3 separate regions of the Mus musculus genome follow, and all the other regions are linked to region 2. The links are chromatin loops, found by intact Hi-C in ENCODE. Cell type or tissue: heart. All regions are shown on one strand.

What was found. A loop is a pair of places that touch in the nucleus more often than their neighbours do. Peaks named below come from ENCODE experiments on the same cell type or tissue, not always from the same donor. Only the 100,000 strongest peaks of a DNase experiment are listed, where the experiment ranks them.
Region 1: a loop joins it to region 2, with 6 times the contacts of the local background. A loop is called at or near these places in 41 of 42 quality-filtered maps.
Region 3: a loop joins it to region 2, with 6 times the contacts of the local background. A loop is called at or near these places in 27 of 42 quality-filtered maps.

What each region holds. Positions count from the first base shown.
Region 1 is chr2:150,673,081-150,677,080 of GRCm38, reverse strand. No RefSeq gene overlaps it. Among named protein-coding and RNA genes, the nearest start is that of Acss1, 6.8 kb to the right of the region's middle. In heart, a CTCF peak has its summit at 1,920 (motif pointing left); DNase peaks (open chromatin) are centred at 1,980 and 2,980.
Region 2 is chr2:150,607,522-150,611,521 of GRCm38, reverse strand. Apmap (adipocyte plasma membrane associated protein) reads left to right here and starts at 2,955. Exons shown (of 9, transcript NM_027977.3): 1 at 2,955-3,134. The coding sequence starts at 3,043. In heart, CTCF peaks have their summits at 2,153 (motif pointing left) and 2,874 (motif pointing right); DNase peaks (open chromatin) are centred at 2,161 and 2,941; H3K4me3 peaks cover 1,821 bases; H3K27ac peaks cover 1,430 bases.
Region 3 is chr2:150,746,763-150,750,762 of GRCm38, reverse strand. It overlaps Entpd6 (ectonucleoside triphosphate diphosphohydrolase 6), which reads right to left and starts at 1,682. Exons shown (of 14, transcript NM_172117.5): 1 at 1,530-1,682. In heart, CTCF peaks have their summits at 408 and 1,811 (motif pointing right); a DNase peak (open chromatin) is centred at 1,732; H3K4me3 peaks cover 1,457 bases; H3K27ac peaks cover 1,214 bases.

The sequences.
Region 1 (4,000 bases), 66 kb before region 2:
TATATATAAGATACATCTATGTTTCTAAGGTTGATGACCAATTCCCATTCCTGGGTTGGAAGTCTGTCTTCTCCAGTTTTATAACAACAACACTGTTAGATAATTTGCCTAGGATGTTGTAAGTGATGGTGTAGAATGTATTTAGCCTGCTTGGACTCTGTGTGTGTCCATGATTTTTGAAGTCTTTCATTGATAACAGAAATGCTGCAGCTTTTAACTCAACCTCTCTGTGTTCTCTTTCCTGGGATCTCTAAATGTATGTGTGTGTGTGTGTCCCACATTCTGTGTCTTGTGTCCTCTTTTACAAAGTTTCGATCTTTTTGACTCTGCTATATATTCTTCTTTGATGGGGGAAATTTATTTAGCTCATAGTTACTGCTAGGATAGAGGTAGGGTATGTTCCTTAAGCCTATTTTTTCATCTCTACCTTATTATCCTTATTTGTTCTTTCCCCATTACACCTACTCTTTTGTTGCTGTTGTTGTTATTGCTGTTATTGTTGCTATTGTTGCAGTTATTGTGTGTCTCTGGCTGGCTTGGAACTTGATATGTAGATCAGGCTGACCTCAAACACAGAGATCTGTCTGCTTCTGTTTCTGCCCCTCACATGTAAGGATTAAAGGTGTGAGACACCATACATGGCCACTCTTAGGTTTTCTTGTTCGTTTGATTTTTGAGTGTTGCTGTGAAGCCTAGGCTGGGCTTCAGCTCCCAGGCTTAAGTGATCCTTTGGTCTCAGCATCCTGAACAGTTGGCCCTGCTTAGTTTGTTGTTTGCTTGCTGTTCCTGCTTGCAAACTTTTGCTCCAATCCTTTCACTGATTGGCTTAGAAGTTCTGTACTGTTTTTAGTTTTCTAAGAGTTATACATTCACTTTCACCTGCAAACATGTTTCTGCCACCATCTGGAGCAGGGCAGTCGCATCATGCCTTCATCTAGGAAAGGCCTCTGGTGTGCTTCTTCTCCGTGACTTTCAGCCAAAATCTGAAGGTTTCCCTGAGTGTTCTGCTGCTCATCTGGGTCCTGGCAACTTCTGCTCTCATCTTTCTTTCTTTCTCTCTTTCTTTCTCTCTTTCTTTCTCTTTCTTTCTTTCTTTCTTTCTTTCTTTCTTTCTTTCTTTCTTTCTCCCTTCCTTCCTTCCTTCCTTCCTTCCTTCCTTCCTTCCTTCCTTCCTCCCTCCCTCCCTCCCTCCCCTCTCTCTCTCTCTTTCTCTCTCTCTCTCTTTCTTTCTTTCTTTCTTTCTTTCTTTCTTTCTTTCCTTATTCATTTATTTTATTTATATGAGTGTGCTACCTGTATGTACACCTGCATCCCAGAAGAGGGCATCAGATCCAAGTATAGATGACGGTGAGCCACCATGTGGTTGCTGGAAATTGAACTCAGGTCCTCTGGAAGACCAGGCAGTGCTCTTAACTTCTGAGCCACCTCTCCAGCCCCCTCTGTATGAATCTTGGGCTACACATTTTCTTTCTTTCCACTGTACTTATCTGCCACCTGCTGGGGGCTTTCCCTCTAGTTTCTTTTTAATCTTGGAGTGCATGTGCCTTAATTTATCATATTTTAAAAGTAAATATAATTATTCATTCATCAAATGAAATCTTACTAACTAACTCAATTTTATATACCCAATTGACCAAATTAACTGTGTGTCTTGAACATTAAAAAGATAGATCTCTCATCTGCTTATCCAGAGTCAGAATCATTGAGGTGAGAACTATCAAACTGTCTCTGCTGGTCATCCTGTGTTCACGAATTATTTTAAGAGACCGTCCTCAGGGTATGCAGTATTGAGGTAGTTCTGGACTTCTTTCCATGGTGGCATCCTTTAAGAAATGTCTTATGTTCCAGTTGATTTATCCAGGGGCAGATTACAGGCAGAGTTGCCTACACAGGACAGAAATAGCTTTGAAGGCAAGGGTAGACTTCTGCCACCTGGTGGCAGTGTTGGTCAGTTTTACAATTCCTTGGGGGCTGTAATTGTTGACACTCTGTTTCGCTCCTGATCAGCAAACACATGTCCTCTTGGGATTCCCAGCTGAGGTCTTCAGGGCTGGGTCATGTTTAATCACTCGCTGACTGTCCAGAAACTCAGCAGGTGTTTTCTGGCTCATCCTTGCCTGTGATCTGTCTTCAAGTCACACCTGCCCTATAAATCTTCCTCCTTGGGTCTTGGCTGAGAGGTTGGGAGGCCCAAAATTGCTGAGACTGTAGCCAGATGTGGTGATGGCAGTTGTAGTTTGCTTTGACACGAACCTGATAGTTCAGATCTGCCAGAATTCCATTCTCTGAGTCACCTTCTTCTTTGTAGTCTCTTGGGGGCCCAGGAACCTTGGAACTTTCGGCAAAAACAAATCTTCAAGAAGAATCTACCTGAAAGGATGAACAGTACGCTTGGTCCAAGACCACAGGAGGTGGGATGGGGTGCAGGAAGTGTTGGGGACCTTTAACTCAGAAAAAGAATAGGTGGATCCAGATGTGTAAGGACATCCCCAAGACAAAACAATGAAGGTCTTGAGTGAGATTAGGCACAGGATTTGGGGAGACATTCAGGTCCCCAGAAAAGGGGCATGCCTTTTTAAGAGTGTTGTGGGACTACAGTGAGCTAATGAATTCCCAGGCACCAAGTGTAGCCCAGTGAATATGTGCTTAGCATATGTAATGCCCAGGGCTCCACCCCCAGCACTAACTATGTTAACGTGTTTTGGTGTTAGCCAGCTTTCCTGATCATGTGGCTGGAGCTAACTGGGGCTGATCCACCATGGAGTGCCTCGTGCAGTACTCTCAGAACAGATGGGCATGAAGATGGGGGAAATTCAGCGCCCCCAGGAAGGCATCACTCTGTCACCCTCTGTCACCCTCCTGAAGTTGCTTCTGCTTTTCACTTCTTCCTCTTGAGGGTCAGCGCTTGTCTCCTGTGTATCTGCGTGTCTGTTGGGCTAATCCTGCCGAGTGTATATAGCTTATACGCAGCCGCAGTGTTACACCATCAGACCCTGGGCCTGCTGCGGTTGGGTAGGGACCATTAGGCCTCCACTGCCAAAGGGCACATGTATACAGAGCAACCGCATACTTCCTTGTCATCACCGAGTCTGTGAGAAAGGAGAAGTCACCCAGAATGCGTGGCTTCTGGCTCTCTCCTTCCTTTGACCCTTTTCAATGCGCTGTCTGTCACAGATTCCCCGCTTCAGTTTTGCTTTGCATCCTCGTGATCTGAACGGGCATCATGACCTCATTGAGTGCAAGGCCTTTTGCCTGGTAGATGCCCCTCAGCTCTGCCAGTCTACACAGAAGGGACATATAGATCTCTTATAAGTGTCAACTGGAAGAAGCGTGGGATATGGGAGTGATGGATAATAAGATGGAGGAGACACGGGTATAGGAAGCGAGAGTTTTAGAGGGCCTTTGGAGGCCACTGACTTGACAGTGAAAGGATTTGGTGACTCCATGCTAGGCCTTAATAATGGAAGAGGGTCCTTAATAAATCCACTTCCAACCAAAATGTTTTACTATTTATTTAGTTTCTCACGGTACTGGAACCCAGAGCTTCTTGTGCCTGGCAAGTGTCCCACTATTGGGCCATATCCTTAGCCTGAGACTGTTTCTTTTATTATGCGACTATCACAGGAGGCCATTCTTTTTGACTGGGCATAGTAGAAAAGCCAAAAACCCAGAGTTGGAAGGATGCCTCAGTCTGTGAAGTGTTTGCTTCACAAACACAAAGACACGGGCTTGGTTCTGAGAACCCACAAAAATACCAAGCATAGTGGTGTTCTCTGTGTGTGTTTGTAATGTCAGGGCTCGGGAGACAGAGATAGGAGAATTCCTTGGGCTTGTTGGCCAGCTAGTCTACCTTAATTCATAAGCCCCAGGCCAACGAGGATCCGTGTCTCAAAGGAGGTGGATGGTGCTCCTGACAATGGCAGAGCATTGTCCTCTGGCCTGGACACGCAGACTTGTATATATTATATGCATCACTCTCACATGTGCACACTCCCAAACC
Region 2 (4,000 bases):
GTGGACCCTGAAGCCTACCCTTGCTTATCACCCCTTGGTCACCAACCTCAGGACCCCTCAAGTCCTCCTACTTTGTCTCTTGCCCTTCTCTATCCTCCCAGCTCTTCATCTGGAATCTTACTTATCCAGAGTTGGTGCACATGCTCCGCTGGTTTACTCCTATGTCAGCACAGCTTTCCCTGAAGGTCTCAGGATACCTAGCCTGTCCTTTGTGCCACTCCTTTATAACAGTCATCTATGTTTTCTATCTTCCCTCCCCATTTACAACCATGAATATAGACACATCTGAGGACCTTTGTTTTGTAACAACCCTTAGGACCTGACAGGCATTTGGGAAGTATCTGTATAAAGAATTGAATCAGTATGGGATTAGAGGGTAAAGCTTAAGACTAAATTCAGGTTTGTTTCTATTTTGTCTAATTTACCACATTGGGAGATGACTGCATAATATCATGTGCTTCTTTTTCCATGCTGGGATGGCCCCATTTTTGTTGTGATAAATGTCGTCTGTGTAGACGAGCGTTTCAGCGAAAGTGAGCTGCATCGTAAGTCCCAGGATGTGTAGTAGTCTCACCCAGTGGTTCCCAGTCAAGGGCCCTTTTGTCCCTTGCAGGACATTTGGGCAATGTTTCAAGATATTAAAAAAATATTATTTGTTTCTAATCTCTTGTCATTATAATAAATACTGAGGCAATCAATTTATAGAAGGTTTACGGTGACTCAGGATTGTAAAGGCTTTAACCTATGATCAGTTGGCTGCTTTGGGTCTGTGGTGGTACATTATGGTGGGGGTATGTGGTGAGCAATTGCTACTCCAATGTGGAGAAATGGGAAAAGTAAAAGAGAAAAGGGATTAACTCCCATACCCTCATCAAAGGCATGCCTCCAGTGTCCCAGTAGGGCCAACTCCTTACAAATGCCATTACCTTCCAGTATCACCCATGCTGAGGACCAAATTTTTCACAAATTTTTGGTGTTCCAGATTAACTTTAGCACTAAACTAGGTGGGGTGCTACTGACATTTAAAGGGTAAAGGCCCCAGGGGTGGTGCAAAATATCCTATACTCATGACAACTGCCACTTTACCTCTACAACAAAGGATTATCTCGCCCCAAATGTTATCAGTGCTGAGGTTGGGAAACCTGAGCTAACCTTGCATGGCAGTCCCATTTCTCTTTGTGCAAACAGTTGGTACAATGAGACAGTAATGCTGATTGGCTGCAGGGCTGGAGGGTGATGTGGGACAAGAGAGCACTAAGACCACATACAACAAGCAGAATGGACTTTACCGTGACTTGCAAACAGAAAACCCCTAAGTCATATTGCATAACACAAATGATCGAAGCTCAGCCTATTCTAACCCCAGCTTATTCAGACTCATGTGCTTCAAGATAAGGCCATGAGTGTATCTCCCAGCAATTCCCTGTGGACTTATTTGTTTTAGAGATATGGCCACTGGCTCTTCCAGACACTTTCCTAGTTTACAAACTCTAACCGATCCGTTCCAAGACCATTTCTAACTTTAGCCCTGAATTTCATGAACAGTCTTCCATAACTGAGGAGCTCACAGGTCGTCTGGTGAATTCCTTTTATGTAGGAAGTTCAGTGTATTCAACTCTTTTTTATTCTTCGTGTGTGTGTTCCGGGTTGTTTTGGCCCATGTGTTTCACACTGGGCATAGGATACGCATAATCCATGTAACAGGCACTGGATGTAACTGGCTACTTGTGACAGCTCAGGAATGTTCACAGAGCCTCCCACAGACGGGGATACTCTGGAGAGTTAATGAGAGATTTTCAGCAATGACTCTTGAGATGGATTCTGGATGATAAAAGTGGTTTAGGTGGAGGTAGAAAAAAAAACGTATCACAAGGAAACAAGGAGTAACATGACAAAGTCAGAGACATGCAATCAGAAGGGGAAGCCATTCAGGTCTCCAGGTAGGCGCCAGACCCACACAGCAGTTGTTACAATTACCCACGATATTATCTTTATAATGTCTGTCTTCAATGATGGAATCAAGTACCATGTTGCCAAGCCTTGGATTATATATAACCTGAGATCCCTACAGAACTGTGTTAAGAAATCTCCACTTCCCTCAAGCGAGAGGAAAAAGAACATTGAGGTGGCATTCTATCGCCATCTAGTGCCGAAAAGATAATGGCATGTTTGCTTCTGTAAAATCCCAAGTGAGGTACAAAATCCAGCACCTATATCCTAGAGATCCTTCCCAATGCCCTACTTGGTTATTGCTGCCTGAAATTCTCCTGTCCGCCCTTTCTCTTCCAATCCTACCCCCACATTCCTTCACCGGCTAAATGCTTCCACTAGACCAAGTTTCTCTCTTTAAAATCACCACTGTATTAAAATTTACATGTATTGAAGTCATGGCTCTCATTAGTTCCAGAAAGGAGGGATTTGCCTGCAGTCTGCTCACTTCACCTCCTGGAGTATGTCCGACTCGCTGTAATACCGTGGAAGCACTACCTGGTGGTTGCTTCATGATTCCTAAAGTTTTGCTATTAGCAGTCTTTTCTACTTGGGCCTGTCTTTAGGTAACTCCCTTTAGAAAATTTATCAAATGTCTATTGTATAACCACTTGACGATCTAGCAGTCAAAATCTGATCTTAACCAAAAGGACACATTTTGAACTTTAGCGGAATCTTTTCAGAAAAGATAACAGTTCAGGCGGGGATTACTGCATTGAACACATTTCGTTAAGAATCAGTGGCATCTTCTCTTTGCAAGCTTGTTACTGCAGACTTCACCGCCCAGCACTCGGACTTGAGGAAGACCCGCTACAGCCTCACTATCCAGACTCGGCTCACTGAGGGAGGGACCCCCTCACCATTTGCCTGCAGCTGTAGGCTGGGGCCAGGGGGTGGAGCCTTACTGCTGTGCCAATCTCCAAAAGGGGGCGGGGCCTGCATTGCAGCTCCGGCGCTAAGTTTACGTCATTTCCTCGCGCCAGGGAGTAGTTCTGAAACCCGCGTTGCTGAGTGTCAAGGCGCTGTTGGAGGTGTCAGTGGAGAGGCGGCAGAATGAGCGAAGCGGACGGGCTGCGGCAGCGTCGGCCCCTGCGGCCGCAGGTCGTCACGGACGATGGCCAGGTCCCGGAGGTCAAGGAGGGCAGGTAGGCAGGACCTGGGCTGGGATCATCCCACGGGAGAGAACCCTCCTCATTATCCCGGCTTGGACCCAGGAGCCGGGTTCGGGCTGACAGGACAATCTGCGGGGCGAGGCCTTGCGTGGACCTGGTTGTCCTCCCTCACGCTGCTGTGGACCTTTTCTGTCCCTTCTTGCCACCCAGCCGCTGGAGCCAACGCCTTTTGCCTTTCTTTAGTTGCACGCATCTTCCCGACTTGTCCTTGTTGGAACCTCTGATACTCCTGGGACAGCCACCTGACCACTGCCGTCAGCCGATTCTTTCGCGTTCCTTGTTATTCACTTTCCTTAAAGAGAAGTCAGAAAAGATGCTGGGTTTCCTTTCTGCGAAGGTCCTCCTCCTGCATCTATTGACGCCGCGCAGTCTGTACTCCTCAGCGTGGAGTAGAGAACCGACTGACATTGTTGGCAGTGTTTCTGAGAATTCGGCCTTGCAGGTTTTTGTAATAGGGACAGTAGTTACTGACAGTAAATCCTTAAAAAGAAAAATTTTTTTTGGGCCCCAGTCTTTCTGACTTTCAAAATGCACTATTAGCCCACATATGAAGCATGCTCCTTAAACCGTACTAGAAGACATTTAAAATTGACTTTTCAACTTGGTGACCAGAATTTTGTACTTTGAATATCTAGATCAGCCTCAAAGTTGTGGAATTAACTTATATGATAGAAATATTAGAAATATTTCTTTGGTCACCAGCAATGTGATGAAGGGATGTGGTGCATACTAGATGAGAGACAGTTTTTGCTTCTGATGATCGGTTTGACTAATGGTAATAAGATAAACATACAAACATGTTTTGGCTTTGGAAAGAGGAGTTTGTAAAAGAACAGGAA
Region 3 (4,000 bases), 140 kb before region 2:
ACAGAGGCAAGCAGAGGTGACTTGGGGAGGTCCACCTCCTGTCAGGTAGATGCGGGAGTCAGAGAATGTTAGAGGGCGAGCGAGGAGGGGAGGCTAGATCTCAGAAATAGGCTCCATCTGATTCAAACTGGCAGCTGCCAGATCTTTTCAGGTTTGCATTAAAAGACAGGAACCAAGCTATGTGGGAAATGACTGCTGCACATGCTACACATGTGTCCAAAAATAAAGCATATTAACAAAGCATCATGTATTTCTCCTGGTAGTTGTAGAAAGAAAAAAAAACACATATATCTATATCTATATCTATATCTATATGTATATAGATATAGATATAGATAGATGAACAGTCCGGTGAAGACTGCCTCCTCCTGATTCTTTTGCAGGGTGCTATGCCTGCATGGGCCAGTAGGTTCTTCCAGACCTAAGTACACAGAGAGAGAGCTGTGTAACTCTCAGGTTCGTTCTGTCCATGAGGCTCCAGATGGGACTCAGATACACACCATCTTAGTCTACACTTCTTCCAGGGCAGGAGAAGGGGGGCGGGCAATATTCAGACTTACCTTTATGCTTGCTGCATTATTTTCAAGGACATTGTTAAAACGCTGGTAACAGGGATGGGGAAACCTCCCCTCAACGCTAGGTATTCAGCCCCCTTCATGGCTCTGCAGCACCCCAGGAGAGATCCTGTAATCACATTCCTCTGCCTCTCCCTAGGGAAGCTCCTTCCTCACTGTCTGAGAGTTTCCTATTCTGGCTATGAGCATTCCCTACGCCCCTCACCACACAGGATCTGCAGAGACACAAAAGGACCAGGTATTTTCAGGTGACTGATTTTTTTTTGGGGGGGGGGGGATATACTCTCAGGGTGAAGGGCTGTGTCCACTGTGACCTACTCAGCAATGTTGTCTCAAAACCAATTACTTCCTGATGCTTTTAAAATAAAAATGTGTTCTCACTGACTCCCTGTCCTACATTCTGGGTGTCTACATCTGGACCTTTCTCTCTCCTTTAACCTGAAGCACCTGTGGCCACACACCAACTCAGGTGGAACCACCCTGACCCCTGGTAAGTTCTTCCATGTCACCACCGTTCCCACCTTCCACACAATCAGAACACAGGGTTTCCCCGGTTTCCTGAGCCTCCCAGTTGGGCTATCCAGTGCAGAAGGGGAGGCGCCTGGGCCTGGTTCTGCTGGGGGCGGGTCAGCACAAGCCAGCAGAATGAATGGACGCGGCAGGGCTGTGGGCTACACTCGGGCAGAGACCCCTGCTGCTTGGCCTACAGCATAGCTCACGAGTCCCACGGTGTGTTGTAGACGTGCGAGGGCTACGCAGCAGGGTCGGAAAGACAGCCAGTTGAATGGACCGAGAGCGCAAGTGACCCCGAGGCCTCCCCCCGGAGCTGTCTCCGGGCCCAGGGAGGTATCAGGCATTGGAACTGCACCACGGGGAACCCCGTCCCTCGCGCGCGTGGGGAGACCAACCGTAGTCAGTCCTCCGGGCCAAGCACATTTCGCTGGCCCCGCTTACCCTGCACGGCTCCCTCGGCCCCGCAGGAGAGGTAGTGGCGTAGCCGGAGGCAGACAGCGACCACACACCGCGCGCCCAGCTCTCCAGCGCCGGTCCGCGTCAACAGAGCCTTAACGCGTGGAAGCAAACCCCAGCAGACGCCGAGAAGCTGTCTCCGCCTACGTGCACTTTGCGTCACCGGGTGGGCAGGACGGCGTTGATGCGCGTGTGCCATGGCGTTTGCCAGCCACGCAGGCGCAATAGCCATGTGCTCTTTGGGTGTTTATTTTTCTTTCTGCCAGTAGGGGGCTCTGGAGCTCCTGCTTATCTTGGATCCTTCTAACAAGTCCTGAGGTGTGGGAGGAACAGAGCCTTGTCTTGACTAGAGTAGGAGTTACTTCAATCTCATCCATCACCTCGTCCTTCTGTAGGCTTTCCTCCTGCATCCCTCCACACCCGAGTTGCTTCTTTTACTTTCAAGGGAATTCGTGATAGGATATGCATTCACAATAGAGAATGCGGTGCTATCAAGCGTCCTTTATCCTTGGCCATATTTTCTGATGTCTTCCTAGAAGCCACAAGGTTGTCAGCTCCTAACTGCAGCGAGACTCTGGATGTATGTCCCTAATTCATTTGTCTGAATATCTCCCAAGTTGTCTTTTCCCCACCGAACCAGGACTCCGCTTCTTCCTGCCCACGTGATGGCATCTATACATTGGGGTGCAGGACACTGGTCTTGTTCCTGGAGGACATCCCTGTCTATCGGCTGGGAAAGCCTAAAAGCAAGGATTTCTAATGAAAAGATGGGGTACTCAGGGAGTGAGTGGGTGGATGCTAACCACAGAGTGCGGGGATACTGTGTGAGAGTAGGGTTGGCAATCGCTATTAGTCCCGCGAAACTATTGTAAACAGCATGTGAGCAGCTCATTGGACCTTGCCTTGTCTCACTTTAATAAAACCACCAAGATCTGATTACAACGGAAGTCTATATGGTCTCTTATTTGGCGGATCTTAAAAGCTCTCCCCTCCCCACTTCCCTGGCTGTTTTGTTGTACATAGCACTACAGCATCCCAAGGACTGACTATCTTGCTACTCACTATGGATGTGCTGTGGGAGAGAGTCTTAGTATTGGAATTGGCTATGATAAACTATATGCTCTTTGAATACAACTCCAGAGATACGACTCAATTTTCTCTTCAGTTATTGTACTAATTAACACTCTTACAAATAATGTGTGAAAGCATGGGTTCCCCACGTCTTCAACGGTGGAGTCCTTCCAAACGCTGGGTTCTTTGCTAACTTGTAGTAGAAAAACTGCACCTCACAGTTTTGACTTAATTTTCTAGTGTTTTGAAGTTTGTTCGTGGACCTGTAAGGACCCTGCTTCTGTCTTCTGCCTTCACATCTTTTACCATCTTCTCCACTTTCACAATACTTCTCTCAAATTCTCTAGAATTTTTGTCTTAGTTTTTACAAGTGGTCATACTCACTACTTGGAAAGCTATTCTCTCAGGCATTTCCTTTTGTAGATCTTTTCTCACTTTTAAAATAACATAATGCCACCTTCTCAGACTGTTTCATTTACAGTGGACCTCTCCGAGCTATTCTCTACCATTCTTTGTGTATTTCCTTCACAGTATAAGTCATGCCCAACAGTTTGTTCTCTGTTTTACTACTGAAGTGTAAGCTTCCCAAGAGCAAATGATGTCATCTGCTCTGAGCAATAGTGCTTGCCCAGCACCTGGTATTTGCATATAAGGAGCCTACAACCTGACCCTGCCTATGGTATAGACATTCTAATGGTAGTAAAGAGATCCCATTATGACTGCCATTTCTTTGCAGTTCTCTTTAGTGCTTATGACAGCCAGCACAATCTAGATGGCAAAGGAGATAAAGGCTAACTTTCCCAGAAGCAACTACAGCCAAGTTCTCTGTTGTCTTGGAACAACCTTCGGCAACATCTTGAGCAGGAGGGAGCTTGAGAAAGAGTTCTTATTGAAACAGTGTCTTCTCCAGTGCTTTAGTTCAGAACATTAAGAGTCCTCTTAATAAACGAATAAAATCCAGAGTGGTCTGCTTTTCAAATTCTGAGGTACAAGTAGATGGCAGGTACTGTTGAGACATTTTTTATCCTAGCAGCCTTTCTGGATCTTAATGGAAGAGGGGGATGGCTAGCTATGTGCTTAGGAGGCTGTGGTCCCTGGCTGCTTATCTACAGGATATAAATACATTTGATGTAGATTGTTGAGTCTTACCATGCTGTGTGTTTAGGCAGAGACAAGGTGGTAAGCAGTGGACAGTACATATGCTTCATAGCAGCTCTTAACTGAGTGTAGATAAATATCTCTGTCTGCCCTTCACAGAGTCCACAGCAGGATGAGCCCTCGTTGCCCATAGTAGTGGCTTCTCCCCAGGCTTCCTTCCCTTCTTCCTTAACCATATTTCAGGGGGAGCACGAAGTGAAATAACTTCTTTATACACTCTTTTCTCA